Regions from separate parts of the Homo sapiens genome. Here regions 2 and 3 are each linked to region 1. The links are chromatin loops, found by intact Hi-C in ENCODE. Cell type or tissue: OCI-LY7. All regions are shown on one strand.

Evidence for each region. A loop is a pair of places that touch in the nucleus more often than their neighbours do. Peaks named below come from ENCODE experiments on the same cell type or tissue, not always from the same donor. Only the 100,000 strongest peaks of a DNase experiment are listed, where the experiment ranks them.
Region 2: a loop joins it to region 1, with 15 times the contacts of the local background. A loop is called at or near these places in 23 of 110 quality-filtered maps.
Region 3: a loop joins it to region 1, with 8 times the contacts of the local background. A loop is called at or near these places in 7 of 110 quality-filtered maps.

What each region holds. Positions count from the first base shown.
Region 1 is chr13:41,648,920-41,656,919 of GRCh38, forward strand. All of the region lies in intron 37 of VWA8 (von Willebrand factor A domain containing 8), which reads right to left. Among named protein-coding and RNA genes, the nearest start is that of MIR5006, 85 kb to the left of the region's middle. In OCI-LY7, CTCF peaks have their summits at 921 (motif pointing right), 1,122, 4,040 and 4,253; DNase peaks (open chromatin) are centred at 932, 3,192, 4,022, 5,732 and 1 weaker place; H3K4me3 peaks cover 718 bases; H3K27ac peaks cover 2,946 bases.
Region 2 is chr13:41,382,107-41,390,106 of GRCh38, forward strand. It overlaps the pseudogene TUBBP2. Among named protein-coding and RNA genes, the nearest start is that of RGCC, 71 kb to the right of the region's middle. In OCI-LY7, a CTCF peak has its summit at 3,214 (motif pointing right); a DNase peak (open chromatin) is centred at 3,215.
Region 3 is chr13:41,499,236-41,507,235 of GRCh38, forward strand. No RefSeq gene overlaps it. Among named protein-coding and RNA genes, the nearest start is that of RGCC, 46 kb to the left of the region's middle. In OCI-LY7, a CTCF peak has its summit at 3,589; DNase peaks (open chromatin) are centred at 1,476, 3,036, 3,626, 4,356 and 1 weaker place; H3K4me3 peaks cover 4,375 bases; H3K27ac peaks cover 5,930 bases.

The sequences.
Region 1 (8,000 bases):
ATGCCTGTAATCCCAGCATTTTGGGAGGCCAAGGCGGGTGGATCACATGAGGCCAGGAGTTCGATACCAGCTTGGCCAACATGGTGAAACCTCGTCTCTACTAAAAATCCAAAAAGTAGCTGGGCGTGGTGGGGGGGTGCCTGTAATCCCAGCTACTTGGGAGGCTGAGGCACGAGAATCACTTGAACCCGGGAGGCGGAGTTGCAGTGAGCTGAGATTGCGCCACTGCAGTCCAGCCTGGGTGATGGGGGACACTCTGTCTCAACAACAATAACAACAACAAAAACATAGGGCAGTAGATTTCTTTAAACAGATTTCATTATGATTACAAAAAAGGAATATTAATATTTTAAACCAAAAGGAATTATGAGATATCAGTTAGCTAAAATAAATATTTAACTTTTCCTACTTTAAAGTTTTACTCTTTACAAACCTCCTAGTTTTAATAATTGTAAAATGAACACTAGTAATTATTTAATGACAAGAATATGTCCTATAGTAAAATGCAAAGGAATAAATAGGTTTATTTGCTGTATTAGATGAATAATATATGAATTATAGTCAGGCAGATAATAATATTATCTGTATTTCTGGTGAGGTAGTTTTACTTCGTGTTTCTTTGTGAATCATTTTGATTAGAGTAGATTTTTCCATTAGTATTTTGAGTATTGATCATTTTTGTTTAGTACTGTTAGTATTCATCACAAGTTGATTGTTTTTTCATTTCCAAAGGTTTATTGCTGGGGGGTGAGGGGAGAATGTTATTTTTTTCTACTGAAATGCACCTCTAACTTTATAATATCTGGTAATGGTGAAACAGAATTCACTTCTAGTAACAAGACCTAAGCCACAGAATTTCAGAGTTGGAAGAAAATATGCTGGATACTTTAGGCCCACATTCAGCCTCACTCTGAGAAGGGCAGCATTCCACCACCAGGGGTAGCTTGCACAAGTTAGGTACAAATTTAAGTGATCACTGCAACACGTGTTGTGCCTTTACAAAGCTGGCTGGGACGGGAAATAATCTAATTCCTTGGATTGTTCATTGTAATTTACGTTAAGTTATGAACCTAGTATTAGCCCCTCCCCTTCAAAGGGTCATTATACATACTCAACAAGTTTTCTAAATTTTAAAGTTAATTCGGTAGCTCTTTATAAATTTTAAAATTAGTTCACCATATAATCTTTAATCTATAATAGATAATAGGAGAAATCTATAATCTTTCTATTATTGTACAGATTTATTATCATAAATAATAATATTGTATACTTATATACTACTTTACAGTTCACAAAATGCTTGAACATGTTATCTCATTTGGGTTTTACAACAATCCTGTGAGGTAGCTGCTATAGTCAGTTCTATTTTACAGATGGGGAAATGGAGCTTCAGAGAGGTTAAATGATAGCCTAAGATCACTGGATAGAACTTGGAATCAAACTTGGTTTTGGCTACCTGGCTCAGAGGTGTTTATTCCATAGCCACAAACTAACAAGCGTAGAAACATGAACCAGGGTGGGATTGATCCCTATTTGATTCTTTGCCAACCTAGGCAATAGTCACTAGTGAAGAGTGAGCTCATTTACAGATACAAAAGGCTCAGCCTGGAAAACTCCAAAGGATTCTCCAGTTTTATCATCCCTCTGAGGGACCTCGTAAAAGCTTTAAATAGCCAAATTAATTGTACATCCATTTACTGATTTACTGATTCATCAAGAATTTATTGAAATCTGACCAGGTGTCAGGCTCCTAGGTGGGTGCTGGGGGTGCCAGCCTAAGTGGGACATACACTCTGCTCTGGGGGAACTTGCCCTTCTGACACATGTCAAAGTCAGAGATCACAGCATGATCAAGGCATAGGGATGCCGAGGAGGGAGGGATGTGTTTTGCTGAGGGTAGACAGGCTGCATCCAAGGAGGGCTTAGGGAGACATTGGCATGCAGCCTTAAAGGAAGAGACACAGGAGTGTGTATGGGCATTCCAGGCAGGGGCCAATGTGAGTGAAGGTGTGGGGTCTGATAAGGCATATTTAAGGGGTGTGTGGACACTGCTTTAGCTTCATTCTTCTCATTCTTACAACCAGAGGATTTTGCTTTGTCACTCATAAAATGCGTAATAAATATAAACAGAAACCAAAACAACATGGTACTGGTACAAAAACAGATACATAGACCAATGGAACATGTGAGAGAAGCCAGAAACAAAGCCACACACCTACAGCCATCTGATCTTTGACAAAGCCAACAAAAAAAAAAGCAATGGGGAAAGGATTGAGGATTGCTTTGACTATTGAGGCTCTCTTTTGGTTCCATACAAATTGTAAAATAGCTTTTCCTAATTTTGTGAAAAATGACATTGGTAGTTTGACAGGAATAGCATTGTATCTGTAAATTGCTTTGGACAGTATCTCCTTTATTTTCCCCCTTTCCTTCCCTCTGATTTCAGGAGATTCCATTTAAAAAAATTATCTTAGAGTGAGAATATAATAGTGTAGAAAGCAGAGGTAGACTGCCCATCTTTTTGGCTTTTGTATTCCAAACCAGGAGTTGGCAAACTTTTCTATAAAAAGCCACGTAGTAAATATTTTAGGCTTTACAGGCCATATGGTCTTTGTTGCAACTACTCAACTGTGCCTTTGTAGTGCAAAAGCAGACACAGACAATACATAAATGAATGAGTGTAGCTGTGTTTCAATAAAACTTTATGGACACCAAAATTTGAATTTCATAAAATTTTCATATGCCATGAAATATAATTATTTTTATCAACTGATTTTTTCCAACTGTTAAAGTTTTTTTTCCAAAAAAATCTTAGTTTGTGGGCCTACAGAAAAAGGTGGTGCAATTTGCCAGTCCCTGTTTTAATTGCTTAGGGAACCTAAGGGACTCTTCTAGAGCTTGTAAGCAAATTTAGCAACACAGGAAAGCCTGGAAGAGAATGGGGCTTCATTTCTCAATCCTGCTCCACCCTGGTGTGAGAAAAGAGATATCAGCAGGTCCTGCCATCCCACAAATGTGTGTACTGTCATTACTCCCAGTGTGAAACATTCTGAATTTGCTGCTAAAATTTCAAATTAATGAGATTTCACTTAAAAATCTAGATTTTGGTCTTCTCTTGAAAATGGGAGGATAAGGCCAAATTGGGGCCAGATTCTCACATGGCAACAGCTAGGTAGTGACTGCCTTCCTATATGGGGCACAACTTCCTGTTCACCTGAGACCCTCCTGGCCTGTGTCCCCATCCACATTGCCTGTCTGGCACCTATAAGCATTTAGTCTAAATTCTACTAAGCAGAGACATCTGTTTTCTTCTCTAAGGGCACAACTTCCATTAAAACTAATCTTTTGGTCCTAGGGAAGCCACATGGGGAAGAGGCATACAAACACGGGCTTCTGAGTTAGATAAACCTAGGCTGAAATCTCAGCTTTGTTCTTTGTTAGCAGAGTGAGCCTGGACAAATTACTTACTCCCAACCTCAGAATGGGAGCAATAATATATACACCTGAAATGGTGGTTGTAATGATCATGTGAGAGAATGTATCAGAAGCAGCTAGCACATACTCAGCAGTTAATTAAAAGAAGAATCACTACAATGGAGAAGTTCTTTGATGTGTATCTTTTAGTTTTAGACCCTGTATTCATTGTTGCCTTTTGTGGAAGGACCTGAAGGATGAGCTTACAATCTACCTTATTTTATAAAAAAAAAGAAATTAAGGCCCAGAGAGGTGAAATGACTACTTAAAACCAACTAGTGATGGAACCAGAAAGAGGATTTGGGTTTCTTAATTTTTAGTCAGAGGAAATTTCTCTGTGCTACAATACCTCACTAAAATTTCTGAATTCTTTCATAAAAGCCTTTCATTTGATAGCCAAAAGATCTTCTGATAGAAAGGACATTGACTCAAGATTTCTGGCTAGCCTAGTGACGATGCTTTTATATTACAACTTCCAAATATAGTGAAATGACAAGAATTTGTCATTAGTTGTTGAAGTTCCAGTATTTATTTGAAATACTCCTGTTCTAAGCTCACCGACACCCTCCTGTGGTCAGTGGAAATAATAATTCCAGTCAAACAAACAAGAAAAATCTGGAGCTATTTAAAGTTAATGGTTAAATGTAACAAGATAGATAGATGTCAAATAACATAATACAAATTCACTATAATTACATTATTTTAGGTCCTAGCCATTGCACAGAGCAAAGATTACTTGTCTATCTCTGACCAAATCTTTAATGAGATTGATAGATTATAATGGATGTTTTCCTTAGGGCTTGTTCACAATAAAACTGCCTGTTATAAATTAATGTAAAAAAATCAGTAGTATTTCTATATACCAGTAACGTCCAAGCTGAAGGCCAAATCAAGAACACAATCCCATTCACAATAGCCACAAACAGAATAAAATACCTAAGAATACAGCTAATCAGCGAGATAAAAGATTTCTACAAATTACAGAACTACAAAATACTGCTGAAAGAAATCAGAGATAACGCAGACAAATAGAAAAACATTCTATGCTCATGGATAGGAAGAATCAGTATTGTTAAAATGGCCACACTGCCCAAAGCAATTTATAGATTCAATACTATTCCTATCAAACTACCATTGGCATTCTTCATAGAATTAGAAAAAACTATTTTACAATTCATATGGAACCAAAAAAAGAGCCTGAATAGCCAAAGCAATCCTAAGTAAAAAGAACAAAGCTGGAGGCATCAAATTATCCAACTTCAAACTATACTACAAGGCTACAGTAACCAAAACAGCACCATACTGGTACAAAAACAGACACATAGACCAATGGAACAGAATAGAGAACCCAGAAACAAAGTTGCCCACCTATAGCCATATGATTCTCGACAAAGTCAACAAAAACAAGCAATGGGGAAAGAACTCTACTCAATAAGTGGTGCTGGGATAAGTAGCTGGCCGTATGCAGAAGATTGAAACTGGACCTCTTCCTTTTACTACATACAGAAATAAACTCAAAATGGATTAAAGACTTAAATCTAAGACCTAAAACTATAACAACCTAGAAGAAAACTAGGAAATACCATTCTGGACATCAGCCTTGGCAAAGAATTTATGACTAGGTCCCCAAAAGCAATTGCAACAAAAACAAAAATTGACTCATAAAAACAAACACACACACAAAGGGAGAAGAGAACACACTCTGTTACCTTAGAATGCCAACTAATAAATGTCAAAGGAATACTGGAATCAGAAAAATCACCACTTTGCAACTATAGTGATAATAACTGATTCAAGCAAGAATCATGAACAGATGATAAAATTAATGGATGAAAGTTTGATGAAACAAGATTCACATCATCTTCAAATATATGCCCACAAAACACATTATAAAGGAAAAAATAGTAATGTCACAGTGGAGACATCACCCTAACCAAATGTTCAAAGTTAACATCACCAGCAATGGGACAAATTGACATCATGTGTCACCTAGTAGAGCAGTCCCCAACATTTTTGGCCCCAGGACCTGGTTTCGTGGAACAATTTTTCCAGGGACAGGGTAGAGGGAATGGTTTCAGGATAAAACTGTTCCACGTCAGATCATCAGGCATTAGATTCTCATAAGGAGGACACAATTTACATTCCTCGCATGCACAGTTCACACAAGAGGGTTCACGCTCCTGTGAGAATCTACTGCTGCTGGCGAGCTGCTGGTCTGACAGGAGACAGCACTCTGGTGATGATGATCACCTGCCAGCTCCTCACTTCTTGCTGTGTGGGCCTGGGGCACTGGGGACTCCTGATCTAACAGGACACATTGAGAACACAGCATTATTGTGATGTTCCTGCCAATGATGCGTAAGCTGGATCTAAAAACAGAAAACATCAGATGAACCCAGACTGAGGGATGTTCTACAAAATCACTGGCCTATAAGTCTTCAAAAATGTCAAGGTCATGAAAGTCAAGGAAAGATGAGGAACTGTTCAGATTGAAAGACACCAAAGAGACATGTAAAGTAAATGTAATACATGATCTGCAATTGCTTCCTTTTTCTATAAAGGATGTTATTGAGACATCTGAAATTTGAATAAGGTCTGTGGGTTACACATTAATGCTATATCAATGTTAACTTCCTGATTTTGAGGTCTGTGTTGTTGGTTACGTTAGGAGAATGCTCTTGTGAGGAAAAACTGAAATTTTTTTTTTTTTTTTTTGAGACAGAGTCTCGCTCGTGGCCCAAGATGGAGTGCAGCGGCATGCTCTTGGCTCACTGCAACCTCCGCCCCCTGGGTTCAAGCAATTCTCCTGCCTCAGCCTCTCTAGTAGCTGGGATTACAGGCATGTGCTACCATGCTCAGCTAATTTTTATATTTTAGGAGAGATGGGGTTTCGCCATGTTGGCCAGGCTGGTCTCAAACTCCTGACGTCAGTTGATCCGCCCACTTCAGCCTCCCAAAGTGCTGGAATTACAGGCGTGAGCCACCACGCCCAGCCAGTATTTAGAGGTAATGGGGCATCATGTCTACAACTCACATTTAAGTGGTTCACGAAAAATAATGTAGATATATAATATATATCCACACATACAGAGAGACAGAGAGAGAGAGAGAGAGAGAGAGAGAGAAAGTAAAAGGTTTTAACAATGTAATTATATTTTATGAAAAAATGGTTACATTATATCTGGGGACAGAAATTATAGAGTTTGGATTTAAGACTCTGGTGATGGAATGAGTTTTTTTTCCTATTATTTTTATCAGCAAGTGCCCTTGGTGAACATATGCTCCTTTTAAACTCGCCAAAGATTAGAAGATATTAGTGATATCTTCCTCAGAGGTTGAAGAATCAAGACCTGTCCTGTAAAGGAAATGCTATTGCAATTTTAGAGAAGCCATATTATATAAATAAGTATTGAAAATACATTTGTATAGTCTATCTATCTATCTAAATATTTCTTGAGCTGGGCTTAGGTGAGAAGGAGCTATATTCAGAATCTTAAAGTATGTTCCTGTTTTATCTTGAAAGCAGTCAGAGGCCTTCCCTACCATCAAACCAGAGGCACAAAAGAGATGTACATCTGATTTTTAAACTTCGAAATAATTATGGGCTACAAAAGAAGAAACATTGTTATTTTAAGACTAAGGGAGTCATAATTACAATAATGGCGACTATTTACTGCTGTGAAATAGTCCTTACAGATTGTTGAGAGTAACCCGAAGCAGACTGGAACACATGAACTTGTTTCCGATATTGTGTCAGATTTTTCTCTTTCTGAGTAATGACTTATATGTAAATATGAAGGCAGAGCAGTTGAGGGAATGATGACTTACAATCAAATGCAGCACTTTCCTCTTTGGCTTGTGCAAAACCTATTTAAGTTTCAGATTTTCCTACGAGGGTTCTACAGATGTTCTTTATGGAAAGGATTATTCAGCCCTCACCAGCAACGTGAAATGTAGGCCCTTCAACAGCTTTGTATTCCCCTCTTAAAACAAACATCCCGAAGAAAAAAATAATAAAAATTATCCAATATGAGTGAGCTCTTTTTCTTGGGGGGTAAGGGGATTCCCACTGTTATGCTACCAGAACACTGTCAAGGAAGACTTGACGAATTTCATTCAGAACCCCAGCAACTGGAAAGTCTCATATGAATTAGACTGGACTAGAGAGTATTTATTTCTGCTCTCTGTATAATTAGAAAACCAAGTATATATTTCTGAGCTATTCATCCAAGGAATTAAATGGAAGATAAAATTAATGGATACTATATCACCATTGGCCTAATTACCATATATTAGGTAAGGATCATGCTTCATGATTGTCTTGTTGAGTGCAAAACAATAAATCTGACAATTCAAGTAAATCTGAAGTCCCGGACTCCAAGAAGTCCTAACTTAGAGGAAAGATCATTAGCTATCACTTGGAAGGAGCTGGCTCTTGCTGTCAAAACCACTAAAAAATAAAAATAAAAATAAAAATCACATGGTCATGCGTGTTGTTCATCCAGCATTTCTTCTGGGGTGCTCCC
Region 2 (8,000 bases), 270 kb before region 1:
TGATCAACCTACCCTGTAGCTTATTCAGGACTACTCCCCTATCCCTTATCCTCCACCCCCTACTCCTAATCCACCAGGGATCTGTAGGGACTCATACTTCTGGCAGACCTGTGACCATCTCTGAGTTCCACTCAAGGCGTAAGCGCTCTCTGGTTCTCTTTCCTCTCCCATCCTCTCATCCCCATCTGTTGTTTTCTCTTCCTTAGGTCAGCCCCTCTCTATACTCTTTCCTTGTGTTCTTTGCAATTTACCCTCTAAAAATATTCAACTGCATGGCTTTGCCAGATGCAAATTCTTAATCTTCCTTGTACTAAATCTACGTTTTCACAGTTCCATACATCTTCTTTCTCTGCCTTCACCATTTCCGCTTATCTTTTAATTTTAACTGAAAATCGTAACGGATCTCTATCCATTATGCAGCCCTTTCAAGTGGAGACTGTTTATTCTCTCACCATCTCCCTGGAAAGAGCATTCAGAGCATTTCACTCTCCACCATTTCTAGCCCATCACTCTTCCAACATTGTACAAACAAATCCATGCTCCTTTGAGGATAATGCTATTGGGCTGTACTCTTGACATCTCTTTGTTGCTGTCATTTATACACTTCTCTGACTCACAGACTTTCCCTTCTCTCCAATCGTGCTGAAATTCCAGGTGGTTTCAGCATCTATTTGGTGCACCCACTCAACACTCTGGCCTCTCAGTTTCTTGATCTCCCTGGTATCAATACTTTTCATCTCCATCTGTTTTAGTCTGTTTTCTGTTGCTGTAATGGAATACCACAGACTGGGTAATTGATAAGGAAATTATAACCTCACTTCCCATTTAAACAAAAAATAGAAGCCATCAGATACAAATTCTTAATCTTCCCTGTACTAAATCTATAAACTTATTTCTGATTGCAGAATTTTTTCCTCCTTTCATCTTGTCACATTTTTCTTCCCCAAAAGGGTAATTTTCCCTGTGTTCTGAATTTCTTTCCCTCAGGTCTTAGGGTACTTACTTGGCTTGATCACATCCTGTACCATTTGTCTCTGCCTCTCTACTGGTTTCTTTCCATGAGCATTTTAAGCATGTTCAGAAAGGGCATCGTTTTGCAGTTTGTTTTCAAATCTTGCAAGGACATATGTGGGCTAGCAGTTGCCTGCTATTTGGGTGCCCTGTGATGACCACTTATTTAGCTTGATTGTAAGTTCTGTAAGGTCTCCAACCATGTCTGTCTTGAGTATAAATCACAGAGCTCAGCGCAAAATAAATATTCATAAATGTCATTGATGAACACTCACAGTCACTAAGTATTTTCTCTGATCTCTGATTTGCCTTCACCACTGCCCTGTGAAAGAGGTCATATTATCATCCCCATTTTCCATGACAGTCAGCTGATAGGATGTAAGCTTCTCTCAGGGCCACAGTTTCTTAGTACAAAGCAGGATCCAAACCCACTCCTTCTAATTTTGAATTGAGTGTTCCTTCCTCTCTGTCAGATGCTCAGTAATCATGCCGTGTCTTACTCATTTTCCTGGCCTTGTGTGTGTTTAAAGTCTTGTTTCCTCGACAAGAGGTTCTCTTTTTTTTTTTTTTCAATTCCCATTTATTTTTGGCTCTTGGGGCGATGTCATCTTTTCAGTATGAAAAAAAGCAGCAAGTTCAACACAAAATAGAAATCTCAAATGTAGGATAGAACAAAACCAAGTGTGTGGGGGGGGGGAAGCAACAGCAAAAGGAAGAAATGAGATGTTGTGAAAAAGATGGAGGAGGGTTCCCCTCTCCTCTGAGGATTGACTCAAACACTGATGTGGCAGTATACACCATTCCACAGTCAGGGATGTTCCTTCTTTTTAGGGGGTAAGAAAAAGTGGGGATTAAGAGGACATTTCTGGAGGCTTAGGGACCAAGGCTGGACTCTTTCCCCCACTCCTTGATCCCTTTCTCTGATCAGGGGAAAGGAGCTCGAGTGAGGGAGGTAGAGTTGGAAAGGAAAGGATTCCACTTGACAGAGTGGGACAGACACCTCCAAAGAGTAGAGCTTAGAGGGAGATTGAAAGTGGAGATAATACTGCTGACACCTCTCTTGAAGCTGAGATGGGAAATGGACATACTTAGAAATTAGTGACTTTAATAGCCTGGATTTCCCTCTCCAAAACTTTTAGAATGGAAAATCCCATCCCCTTCCTTATATAGTGACTTCTACCCACTGCCTTCTACCATCTTCTACTTTGGGCTTAGGATGGTGGCCATTATCTACATGGGTTTTCAGCACCTGGTTGGTTCTAAATGGCATCTGGATGAGACCCAGCTTCTTGGAGATTTTTAAGAGAGAAATATTAACTGGACAGATGGAAGGAATGGGCACCAGAAGGAAATACAGGGTCACCCAGAATGGCAGAAACCTAGGTTTCCCAGAGTGGAAAGAGAGAGGAGACATTCAACAAACAAGTATTTATTGAGTGCCTACTATGTGCCAGGCACTGTTCTAGACCTCCCCAGAAGAAAAAACAAAAAACAAGATAGAGGCAGCAAACACAAATTCTGAGGGAGAGGAAAGGGGCAGTTGAGTAAGATGGCTAAGGGAACTGAAAAGCCTGAGGTGATGGGGGCTCTGTCATAGGCCTCGTCTTCGGCCTCCTCAACAAAATCCTCCTCCTCTTCTGCGGTGGCATCCTGGTACTCTGATACTCAGAGACGAGGTCGTTCACGTTGCTCTCAGCCTCGGTGAACTCCATCTAGTCCATGCCCTCGCCTGTGTACCAGTGGAGGAAGGCCTTCCTGCCGAACATGGCAGTGAACTGCTCCAAGATGCGCTTGAAGAGCTCCTGGATGGCCGAGCTATTGCCAATGAAGGTGACTGCCATCTTGAGGCCACGAGGTGGGATGTCACAGACAGCTGTCTTGACGTTGTTGGGGATCCATTCCACAAAGTAGCTGCTGTTCTTGTTCTGCACGTTAAGCATCTGCTCATCGACCTCCTTCATGGATATCCGACCATGGAAGACAGCAGCCACGGTGAGGTATCGGCCGTGGCGGGGGTCACAGGCAGCCATCATGTTCTCAAAAAGAGGTTCTCTAAAGGCAGGGTCCAGGCTAAGCTCACAGCAGGTACTCATATTCTTTCCTAGGCTTTTATTTATACTTTTTTTATTTTCCAGTTAACACTTGGTTAGCATATGGTAATTGTTTTTCTGAAACTTTGAAGTGCGTGGTTAGTTCATTATTTCTCCACTGGAGGGCAAGCTTTCCAACTCAAATTTTACTTTTCTGATTCCTTGAGAATGAAAAGAAGGACCGTATGTTGACCAGAGTTGTTGTTTTAATTGTCTCAGGGAAATGAGATTGTTGCTGTGTGTTGGAAGTGTCTGTATTTCCTCCTTGTATAATATATAGATTTCTGATCCAATACATCCTGATCATTGCCTTCTGCAGAGGTTAAAAATCCCAGATACAGCCTTTGCTATGTGTAAAGCCCATGACCTGGCCAATGTGTCTGAGTGCAGTTTTGTGTGGGAGAGGGCCCTGATACAAGAGCGGAAAGAATGGGGACTGGTCGCAGGCAAGTCACACCCTCCCTGGCCCCTTATTCCTCGCCTGTAGCGTGAGGAGGGTTATCTAGGTAACAGCATCCCATGATTCTGGGCCCACAAACCAGAAGGCTCTGAGAGTCAAAGACTGTGTCAGACCCATTTTGATTACCCCACAAGTCCCCACCCTGCCACAGTTCACTGAGCCCTCAAGACAGAACAATCCTGTGACCAGATGTGCAGCTCTTTTCCACACATGAACCAATTCTCCAACACCAGCTGAGTGTCCTACAATTCAACTGAATCCTGACACTGTTTACCTGAAGTCAGCATCCGACCCCGCAGGTGAAGGGCTCAGTCCCACAAGACCATCCCCTCTTCAGATGCAGATCGCAAGTCCAGGCCTCTGCTCCTTCTGACCGACCAGCTATAAATCACGGCTTCCCATGACTCCTTCTTTGGGTTCCATCATTTGCTTGAATGGCTTACAGAACTCAGGGAAATAGTTATATTTCCCATTTATCATAAAGGATATTACAAAAGACACAGATGAAGAGATGCACAGAGTGAATTGTGTGGGAAGGGGCATGAGTTTCCCTGTCATCTCCGGGTGCCTCGCTCAACACTTCCAAGTGTTCAGCAACCTGAGAGCTCTCCAAACCCTGTCATTTTAGGTTTTTATGGAGGCTTCTTTACTAGGCATGATTGATCACATCCTTGGCATTAGTGATTAACTCAACCTTCAGTCCTCCCAGATCCCTGGAGGTGGAGGCTGGCTGAAAGTTCCACCCCTCTAATCATGTGGCTGGTAACCAGCGTTCCCCGCCCACCAGATGTCTCATTAGCATAAAGAAGACATTGACACAACACTTTAGAGATTTCAAGAGTTTTGGGAACTGTGTGCCAGGAAACGGAACAAAGAACGACTATTTATATTTCACAAAATCACAATCTCCAAGAGTTATGCCTGAGCAGCCATCTCCTAATTGAAGGAGTAGGATGACCAATCATGGTTCTGTGCACCGTTTAGTCAACTCAGCCCTCATCCTGGGCTGCTGTGTTTAGACAATGGGAGTTTTGAATATGGGACAAAAGTGAACCAAGCTTTTTAATGCAGCAGTGTGACTTGTTCCACATAGAAGAATATGGCAACCCTGTACATGCGAATTTAGCTTCCAACAGTTATCCTGCACATGGGGGTTCTGAGTTCCCCCTTGCATCCCCAGGTCTACCTCTTGGCTTTGCTGCAAGGCATCTATCTGTCTGCAGGTTCTGAGGAATGTGTCTCAGCACAACTGCCCATCCTCAGCTTCAGTCGCTGGGGGATCTGAGAGTCATGTGAACCTGACCCAGCCTCTCCCAAAAGTGATGATCATCCGCCAGTTTGCCAGGATAGCTGAGTAACTCATTCGGTGAGTTCTTAGCCACTCTTATCTTCCTCCATCATCACAGCTGGGGGAGAGGTTTAATTAGGAGCATGTTGTACCACTTTGGTGAGGGTCTCACCTGAGTTGGGGAGAGGCACCTGGAGTCAGAGTATACTTTGAGAGCATCATAAGATTCTGATCTGTTTATCTCTACTTACAAGAGGAGTCATTTTGTTAGCAGAAATGATAACTGTATTTTCCAAACAGGGAAATAAAAAAGAATTTTTTTAAAAAAGAAAAAATGATAACTACCTTATCTACATAATGTGAAATGGCAACCATTGACAACAAACAAAATAAGAGAACTAAGCAAGATTGTCTGTTGGTGACTTCCAGTAATATTAATTTGTACTTTTTTCTCCCCTCATTTATGAGCACATACATTGTAGCAGGAATAAAAGCTTCAGGAATATTTTGCGGCAGAAAAAGTTGAAATGGAAAAAAACATCATTAGTTGCTTATTTCCCACCAATAGAGTAAGGCTGCCATTATTCCATTTCATTGGCAAACGTTTGTATCTAGCTGAAAACCTTCCCAGACCCTCCAGGAGCAGAGATTGAGGACCACTGCATTAAACCTTTAAGGCTGGTCTGCTGCCTCTGATGGAGTTAATCTGCTTCACATATGTGTTGAGCTACCTTACAGCACTTATATACCTCATTTCTGGCACACTAACTTGCTGGGGCGTTATCTGGATTCATGTCTTATCACTGTGACTGGACTGTAAGCTCCTTGAGCCAGGGTGAGCGACACTGCCTGGCTTTGGATTCCTTTTCTGCCACTTAACAGAGGTGTTATCTTTGGCATGTTAGTGAATCTCTCTGTTACTGGAAAGGGTTCCGGATCCAGACCCCAAGAGAGGGTTCTTGGATCTTCCACAAGAAAGAATTTGAGGAAAGTCCACAGAGTAAAGTGAAAGCAAGTTTATTAAGAAAGTAAAGAAATAGGGAATGGCTACTCCATAGATAGAGCAGCCCTGAGAGCTCCTGGTTGCCCATTTTTATAGTTATTTCTTGATTATATGCTAAACAAGGGGTGAATTATTCATGCCTCCCCTTTTCAGACTATATAGGGTAACTTCCTGATGTTGCCATGGCATTTGTAAATTGTCATGGTGCTGGTGGGAGTGTAGCAGTGAGGATGACCAGAGGTCAGTCTCGTCACCATCTTAGTTTTGGTGGGTCTTAGCTGGTTTCTTTACTGCAACCTGTTTTATCAGCAAGGTCTTTATGACTTGTACCTTGTGCCAACCTCCAATCTCATCCTGTCACTCAGAATGCCAAACTGGCTGGGAATGCAGCCCAGCAGGTCTCAGCTTTATTTTACCCAGCCCCTGCTCAAGATAGAGTCACTCTGGTTCAAACGCCTCTAACATCTCTATGCCTCAGTTTCCTTATCTACAAAATAGGGCACTGGTATACCTTCTTCATAGGACTGCAGTGAGGACTAAACGTATGTAAAGCACTTCAATTGCCATCATCATTGTTATTATTCTTTTTGTATCTCCACCTCACCTTGCCAGGGCTCTGGCATCCTACAAGGACTTGGGATCCTAATGGATTCTACAGATCAAGGTGGATTTCCATTGTGCCTTGAGTTATTATTATTTTTTTAGACAATAGGAACTCTGTGGCTAGCCCCTCTCCTGGGACCTCTGAGGCCTCTAGTGCTCTAATACCCAGAAGGAAACTGAACGCTGTGAGAACATCTCCGGGAGTTTAAGAAACCCATAACCGGGCCCTTCACAGAGATTATTTTTTTTCTTAATTATCAGTGTGTAGTAATGGTCTAACTATATTCCATAAGCCAACTAAAGAAAACAGGTTTACAAAGTCTAGCAATTCTACCAACACCCTACATTAAACTGTAGAGAGAAATACTCTAAAAGATGATGATCAGAGGTTTGGATTTACTTGGCCTGGGATAGAAGCTGGGCAATGACATTTCTTTTAAAAACCAGTGTGGCCCTGGCAGAGAACCAGTGTTTGGCTCTGGGACAGTGATTCTCCATGCTGGCTGCACATTCTAATCTCTTGAAGTGAGTTAAAAAATATACATCATGCTCAGGACTCTCCCTCCAGATATTCTGATTCAATTGATCTGACCAGGGTGGGACCTGGGTGTAGTTTGTTTTTAAAAGCTCCTCCGGGGTTCTAATGTGCAGCTGGGACTGAGACTCTCTTCTCTGGGAGGTGACAAGATAGGAGATGAAGAGCTTGCAGAGGGTGAAGAGGCTGTGTTGGGTTGGGGGTTAGTAGCAGGAGGATCAAGGGAGACCATTCACTGCTGTATTTGAAAGCAGCATCTTCCTAGTTCTTGAATCTCTTCCCAGCACATGATCTGAGACTAGGGCATGGAGGAAAGAACACAGGTTTTGGAGTAAGATGGGTTTGGTGCTGCCCTTCAAGTTGGATAACTTTGGGCAAGTCATTTATCCACTGTGTCTCCTGGGTGATGCAGTTAGAATTTGGTCTGATTGTAGTCCATCTGGCAGCATTCTGTACTTAGGAGCTGTTATCCTTAGTTTAGTAAGGATTTGAGCCTCTTTTTTAAAATTTTTATTTATTTATTTATTTGAAAGGTAGCTGGTTAGAACCTTCTGAGCCCAAGGAGGCAATTGCATCTTAAAAGCAATTTGTTTATGGGCTGGATGTTGCAATCAGAGGCTCCAGATGGGTCCTCCCACAGCCCCAAAGGCCCCTGACAGTGTTTCCTGAACCAAAGACCAAAGAGCCAGACTAAACCTCAAAAAGCATATGAAAAATCATGAATGTTTAAGCTGGGTGCGGTGGTGTGTACCTGTAGTCCCAGCTATTCAGGAAACTGAGGTGGGAGGAAGCCTTGATCTCAAGAGTTCAAGGCCAGCATGGGCAACATAGCAAGACCTCCATCTCTAAAAAAAAATTGTGAATGTGTATATAAAAAGATAAAGATAAAAATTCAATGGCTTTAGGTAACATTTCATAATTTTTCTTTCTTTCTTTCTTTTTTAGACAGGATCTCACTCCTGTAGCCCAGGCCAGAGTGCAGCGGCACGATCGCGGCTCACTGCAGCCTC
Region 3 (8,000 bases), 150 kb before region 1:
TGACCCAGCGACTCCTCAGCTGCACACAATTGGACAGGAAGCAGGCCTGGCACTTCTTATGTCCTATGCAGGTTTTGCTTGGCCAGCTTGGTAGATGGGGTTTTACAGGGAGAGCGGCCAAGCTGGTTCTGTGCCTTCTCTGTTTTTTCCACCTTTGACCCAGCATTAACTCTAGGAGATTTCCCCTCCCCCAGCTACTCACTAGCCCAGCTCAGCCCCATTGGTAAAAATGTGGAGCTGTCACCAAGTCCATCACCATCTCCCCTTGCTTCCACCTTCCTGTCCTGTCTCAAGTCCACGTGTTCTCTCCATCCCAGCCACCCCTGCCTTAGCTCAGCTCCGGGTTAAGTCTCACCTGGGTCACCAGTCTCTGTTCTTCTCACTGCTGAATCCGCTGATGACATCACCACCAGTGTGACACCTGATGGCCTCACCATCACCTGCTTAAAACCATTCCATGCTTTCCCATGGGCTTAAAGATAGATTTTAAAACAACAGCTTCACTGAATATCTTCATTAATATATAATTCAAATATCACAGAGTCCACTCTTGAAAAGTACAATTCAGGCCGGGTATGGTGGCTCACGCCTGTAATCCCAGCACTTTGGGAAGCCTAGGTGGGTGGATTGCGTGAGTCCAGGAATTCGAGACCAGCCTTGGCAACATGGGGAAACCCCGTCTCTACAAAAAATACAAAAGTTAGCCGGGCGTGGTCATGCACGCATGTAGTCCCAGCTACTCAGGTGGCTGAGGTGGGAGGATGGCATGAACTTGGGAGTCTAGGCCATTGTAAGCTGAGATCACACCACTGTACTCCAGCCTGGGTGACAGAGAGAGAGAGACCCTGTCTCAAAAAGAAAAGTATACAATTCTGTTGTCTTTAGTGTAGTCACTTGGTTGTATAATCGTCATCACTAGCTAACTCCACGTTTTCACCACGTCAAAAAAGAAACCCTTCATCCATTAGCACTCACTCCCCAATCTGCCTTCCCCCCAGCCCCAGACAACCACGAATCTACTTCTCCCTCTACGGGTTTGCTTATTCTGCATATTTTATATTAGTGGAATCACACAATATGCAGTCTTTTGTGTCTGGTTTCTTTCATTTAGCACAATGTTTTCAAGGCTGGTCTGGGCTATAACATGTATCCGTATTTTATTCCTTTTCATGGCTAATTGGCATTTGATGGTGTTGCTATGCCACATTTTGTTTATCCATTCATCAGCTGATGAACATTTTGGTTGTTTCTGCTTTTTGGTGATTATGAATAGTTCTGCCATGAACACTTGTGTACAGGTTTTTGTGGGGGCCTACGTTTTCGTTTGTTTTGTGTAACTAACTAGGAGTGGAGTTTCTGGGTATCTTATGGTGTTTAAGGATCCATTTCAACGCCTTACTGTGAGGCCAGGGCCCTGCCCATTCAGAGCCTGCCACGCCCTGGCCCAGACTCCACTCCTGTCTTGCCAGAGCAGATGACTGCAACACTCAGAACATACCACACCCGACACTTCCTGCCATCCACCCCCTCTGCATGGCCTGCCTCTCTCCAGCCTCTGCACCTGGATAACTCCTTCAAAGCTCAGTTCAGGCATCACCACTAACAGGGAATTCTCCAGTGAACAAAACAAAATCCCTGCTCTTGTGGAACTCTTGTTGGAGAGAAGTGAAATAGGTAAAAAGAAATAAAAGTATGTATTAACAGGCATACATGTTATGCACCCAACTGTTTACCAAAAATTTAAGCTTCCCTTTCCACAGTGTGGAATTGTTGCTATCCCAACAGGAATAAGGTTTCTATTTTCCAGCCTTCTTTCTATCTGGATGTGACCACGTCATGAATTCTTGTTAGTGGGATGGAAGTAGAGAGATGTGTGTCACTTCTGGGATTGGGCTTTTAAGAAGTGGGTGGGTTTTTGCCATACTCTCTCTTCTATTCTGCAGTTTGGGTGCAGGGGACTTTGAGGCACTAGGAATGGCAGGTCTGCAGGATGGCAGGAGCCTGAGTGCCTGAATCACCACATGGAAGCCACCCATATGCTCACCAGGAGCACCACATCAGGCTGATGGAGGATGAGGATCCAACTCCTATTGTCTTGGGCCACTGAAGTGTTGAGTTCCTTTCTGAAGGCAGTTAGTGTTTCCCTCATACAATTAAAAATGAAAGGATTTTTCCATCAGGTAGTCAGACATAGTTCATCTTTTCTGGAGCAGAAAAGAGGATGTGAACTTTTACTTGCTTCCTGCTTTGGTGCCTTTTGTGTGAGGGTCTGCTAAGTCAACCCTGAAAAATTTTCCACCTGTCAAAAATATTCCCAAGCCCGGTGCGGTGGCTCACGTCTCTAATCCCAGCACTTTGGGAGGTCGAGGCTGGCAGATTGCTTGAGCTCAGGAGTTCAAGACTGGCCTGAGCAACATGGCAAAACCCTGTCTCTACCAGAAAATACAAAAATACAAACATTAGCCAGATGTGGTAGTGCACATCTGTAGCCCAGCTACTGGGAAGGCTGAGATGAGAGAATTCCTTGAACTCAGGAGGTCGAGGCTGCAGTGAGCCATGATGGCATCACTGTACTCCAGCCTGGGCAACACAGTGACACCCTGTCTCAAAAAAAAAATTCTCAAGGTACCCTCAGCAGATCCAGTCAAACGAGAGGAAGCATGGATTTTTGGGAAGGGGAGAGAAATGGGGTTTCTGCCTTTTATAGTAATGACCCCCTCCCACCAGTTCCCAAGTCTCCTCACCTAAACATATACAATTTACTCATGTAACTGTCTGCAGGCCGAGACATATTTTCTACACCAGAGTTTTGGAAATGAGCTCTCAAACCCTGTGATAGCAGAGCTCTAGGTAAATGAAAACATGGCCTGTGCCCCAGGCCTGCTGTTCTCTCCTTGAAGCTCATCTCTGCACATTGCGCATGTTCAACTTGCTGAGCAGGAAAAGAAGATCCCAGGTGGAGACACGGGAGGGGGTTACATCTCACTCGAGAGCACAGCGTCCCCACTCTCACCTTAATTGGCTCTGCTCTGCTCAAATTCTCTCCTCACAGCCTCTTTGCCTCCTCTTTATTCCCTCCTCCCCTCCCCTTCCCTGGTCCCACCTGTTCATCTCGGCCTCATGCCTCTTCAGGAAGTTGCCTCTGCCCAGTGTGGGACCCCCTCTTTTGGGTCTCTCCCTCCTTTTTTCATATACAAAGCATCAGTATTTCCATTTTACCCCCTTAATCCTAGTTACACAAATTAACTTTCTCTGAATCCACCCTTAAACAAAGTAGAGCAAGGGCGTTATAAATAACCATAAGGTTGTTTATCCTAGCAGGAACTCAAAAAATGCCTATTTTCATTCTTTCTTTCTGTCTTTTACATGCCCAAAACATCTGCCACAGTATAAACAGTCAACACATCCTTATCAAATGCAACCAAGGGGCTTTGGAAATATATTGGAAACACATTGAATGTACCAAAAGAAGGCACAATTTAAGGTGGAGTTGTGATGGCAACTAGCATCTTATTCAGTTGCATGAAAGATTTTAAGTTGATTCAACCAAGGATGCAGAAGGAAAGAGCTGCTTTGCACCACGTGGTGGCATCTAACAGATACCAACAGGTGTTCCTGGCTTATCGCTAGGTGATTGTGGTTTCGCATTTAAGTTCACGGGCCACCAACACCTGCGATTTTGCATATTCCTGCTCAGACCACAAAAATCTTTATTATAACGTTTGAGTACCCTGGAGTGGATAACTCCAAACTGACCCAAACACCGTCCTTCCATCTTCAAGGTGAGTCCAGTCTTTTAAGCGTTTTAAATTCTGTAGACATGAGACGTGTGATGCAGGGTGCCTGCTCCTTAGAGTTCACAAGGATTGGGTATCTTCCAGCTTGGAGATAATAGTTTTCCCATCAAGTTGTCGTTACTATTATTATTCTTTTATCATTTTTTTTTAGAGACAGGGTCTCGCTGTGTCACCCAGGCTGGATTGCAGTGGTGCAATCATAACTCATTGCAGCCTCGAACTCTTGGACTCAAGCAATCCTCCTGCCACGGCCCCTCATCATTATAGCCAAACTTTATTGAGCATTACGATGTGGCAGGCACTGTCCTAAGCACTTTGAGATTTTATCTCACAATATCCACGCAACTGTCCTAGGAGGTAGCTACTATTGTTGTCCCTATTTTACCAAGGAGGAACCTGAGGAGTTAATCCATTTGTCTAAGGTCACTTGGTAAGTAAAAATTGGAAGACAGGCTTCCAGGTCTATCAGACTCCAAAGATCTGCACTCTGAACCCCCGTGTTTCTCAGCAGGTGGAACACCTGACTTTTATGAGTGACACAAGTATAAAGTTGGAATGCAAATCATTACTCTGGTGCATCCCTGGGCCCCCAGCAGTATGGCTGGTTTGGTTCAGGGCCTTTGTTGAAGGTTCAGGTCTGCTTCGCAGATGGCTTGAAAAGGAGGATGAAGAGGAAGGGGAGGAAGAGGAGGAGAAGTAAGTTGCTTTTAGGCTGTATTTAGCATATTCTAAGGCAATTAGTGAATGCTCTTTTTTGTGTTTCAGATGAATGGTGGCCCCTTCAGTGATGATAGAATCCACCAGTCTCCCATTTAGAAGGAACCTAACAACATGTAGTTGAGGCTTCTGCCTCCAGGAAAGATTGGAGAGATGACCCTCCAGACCTGTTTCCTTATCACTACAAATGGGCTTAGGGGTGCAGGCAGACCGATGGCCTTGAGGCCTGTATTAGTCCATTTTCATACTGCTGTGAAGAAATACCTGAGACTAGGTAATTTATAAAGAAAAAGAGGTTTAATGGGCTCACAGTTTCACATGGCTAAGGAGGCCTCACAATCATGGCGGAAGGCAAAGGAGGAGCAAAGGCACACCTTACATAGTGGCAGGCAAGAGAGCATGTGTAGGGAAATTGCCTTTTAAAAAACCATCAGCTCTCGTGAGACTTATTCACTATCATGAGAACAGCATGGGAAAAACCCTCCCCCATGATTCAATTACTTCCCACCAGATCCCTCCCATGACACGTGGGGATTATGGGAGCTACAATTCAAGATGAGATTTGGGTGGGGACACAGCCAAATCATATCAAGGCCCTTTCTGGACTGGGTTAGAAGGCTGGGAGAGGTGCCAGCCTCTGGTGTTCCTCTGTAGAGTAAAGCCAAGGATTCCATCTTCTCCCTAGGATGATGTCCATTATCTGATAACCTATCAAGGTGATCTCCGGCTGCAGTCTCTCCTCTGGAGGAGATGGGTAGAAGAAATGCTTGAAGTTCTGGGGATCTGGGGGCTGGGTTGCAACAGAGCTGTTGAGAAGGTAACTAGGAACAGGAGCTGTCCATTAGATTTTGGTTGAACCACTATGGAAAACAGTGTGGACATTTCTTAAAGAACTAAAAGTAGAACTACAATTTGATCCAACAATCTTACTACTGGGTATCTACCCAGAAGAAAAGAAGTCATTATATGAAAAAGATACTTGCACACATGTTTATAGCAGCACAATTCATAATTGCAAAAACATGGAACCAACCCAAATGCCCATCAATCAACAAGTGGATAAAGAACCTGTGGTATATATATACAATGGAATACTACTCAGCCATAAAAAGGAATGAGTTAATGGCATTTGCAGTGACCTGGATGGGATTGGAGACTATTATTCTAAGTGAAGCCACTCAGGAATGGAAAAATGTTCTCACTCATAAGTGTGAGATAAGCTATGAGAATACAAAGGCATAAGAATGACACATGGGACTTTGGGGACTCAGGGGAAAAGGATGGGAAGGGGAATGAGGGATAAAAGACTACAAATAAGGTGCAGTGTATACTGCATTGGGAGATGGATGCATAAAATCTCACAAATCACCACTAAAGAACTCACTCGTGTAACCAAAAACTACCTGTTCCCCAATAACCTATGGAAATTAAAAAAAAAAAAAAAGATTTTGGCTGAGGAATCTGCTCTTGGTAAATTAACTTTCACCTTCCATGTTTGCATTTTGATTTGTTTTTCCTTCCTTATTGGTTGTGATAGATTGATTTATTGGCCCTGATTCTTCACTCTTTCCCGTGTTCACACCTCTACCCATGTGACTTGGCAGTTCCACCCACTAGAGGCAGATCTTACTTGTTCCTCAGCTTTGGGCTCACCCTGTGACTGGCTTGGTCAATGGGCTGTTAACAGATATGTGAGCAGGACTTAATATGTGTTTGCATGGTTAGGCTTATTTTTTCAGGCCTTTGCCACCATCATGAGAAAAACATGCCAAGCTTGCCCACTGGTCCAAGGAGAATAAGGGATGTGTGGATAAGATCTGATCTCAATTTGCAGCTTAGAGCTATTCAGCCAAGCTCAGCCTGTATCAGATGGCCCTCCAGCCAATAAACAGATGCATGAGCAAAATGCATGCTTGTTAGGATGTGTCACTGAGATTTTGTGGTTGTATGTTATGTTGCTATGGCTGACTGATAAATTAGTTAAAGTTCCTTTTGACGCACTCCAATGTTCTCTTTGCTGAATTTATAAGTAAAAGTATTTCCCAAACTTTGGTTAGGGTATCTGCTGGAATCTAGATGCTCCTAAGTCCAGGAGGCCATCTCCAAATCCTGGGGAGGGCTGCAGCAAGTCTAGAAAGAAAGAAAGAGGATTTAGGAAATGCTAATCAACCTGGAATAAGAATCTGTTCTTACGCTTTGAAAAGTTTGTTGTAAAATGAATGCTTCCATTTTATCTTTAGGTCAAAACTGTAGAATGTTCAGCTCTGATGAGATAAACTGAGGCTGCTTGGGAGAGAATTTTTGGATCTGCCTGGAATTTGTGCAATCTGAAATGAAGACCATGGAGGCTCTATGTGAACCACGAGACTAGAAAGAATGATGCCCATTCTCCTGCTTCCAGGAAGGACTGTATTTTTACACATAGTATTTTTGTTCTGACTATGACAAAAATACATACACATTTTGGAAAGTACAGAAAATAATAAAGAAAATGAAAACAATCTACAATTCTACTACCCAAAGATGATTACGATTGGCATTTGAAATTTTCTGAGTTTACAAAAAAATGCCTTTTATCCTGCCTTTTAAAAAATGCATAGCATTATATCTGAAGAATTCTTTCATGTTGTTAAAGACTCTTTGTAAACATTAGTTTCAAGGAATGATACTATTTCGGAGATGGTTTTCCTGTTATTTGTGTTACCAATTCCCTAATGTTAGGAATTTAGTTATTTTCAATTTTTCACAAGGGTAAATAATGCTTAAATAAGCATTTTTACACACATTTTTGTTACTTATTTATTTTTAAGACAAGTTCTTGTTCTGTCACCCAGGCTGGAGTGCAGTGGTGCAATCACAGCTCACTGTATCCTTGACCTCCCAGGCTCAAGTGATCCTTCCACCTCAGCCTTCCTAGTAGCTGGGACTACAAGTCTGCACCACCAAGCTTGGCTAATTTTTTATATCTATTTTTAGTAAAGATGAGGTCTCACTATGTTGCCCAAGCTGGTCTCAAACTCCCGAGCTCAAGCTCCTCCCATCTTAGCTCCCAATGTGCTGGGATTCGAGGTTTGAGCCACTGCACCTGGCCCTGGCCTGTTAGTTTTTATTGTTATCTTAGAACAGATTACTAAATGTATAAAAGGAACACACACACACACACACACACACACACACACACATATATATGTGTGTGTTAGTCTGTTTTCATGCTTCTGATAAAAACATACCCAAGACTGGGAGACTGGGCAATTTACAAAAGAAAGAGGTTTATTGGACTTACAGTTTCACATGGCTGGGGAGGCCTCACAATCATGGCAGAAGGCAAGGAGGAGCAAGTCACATATTATGTGGATGGCAGCAAGCAAAGAGAGAGCTTGTGCAGAGAAATTCCCATTTTTAAAACCATCAGATCTCATGAGACCCATTCACTCTCATGAGAACAGCATGGGAAAGACCCGCCCCCATGGTTCAATCATATCCCAC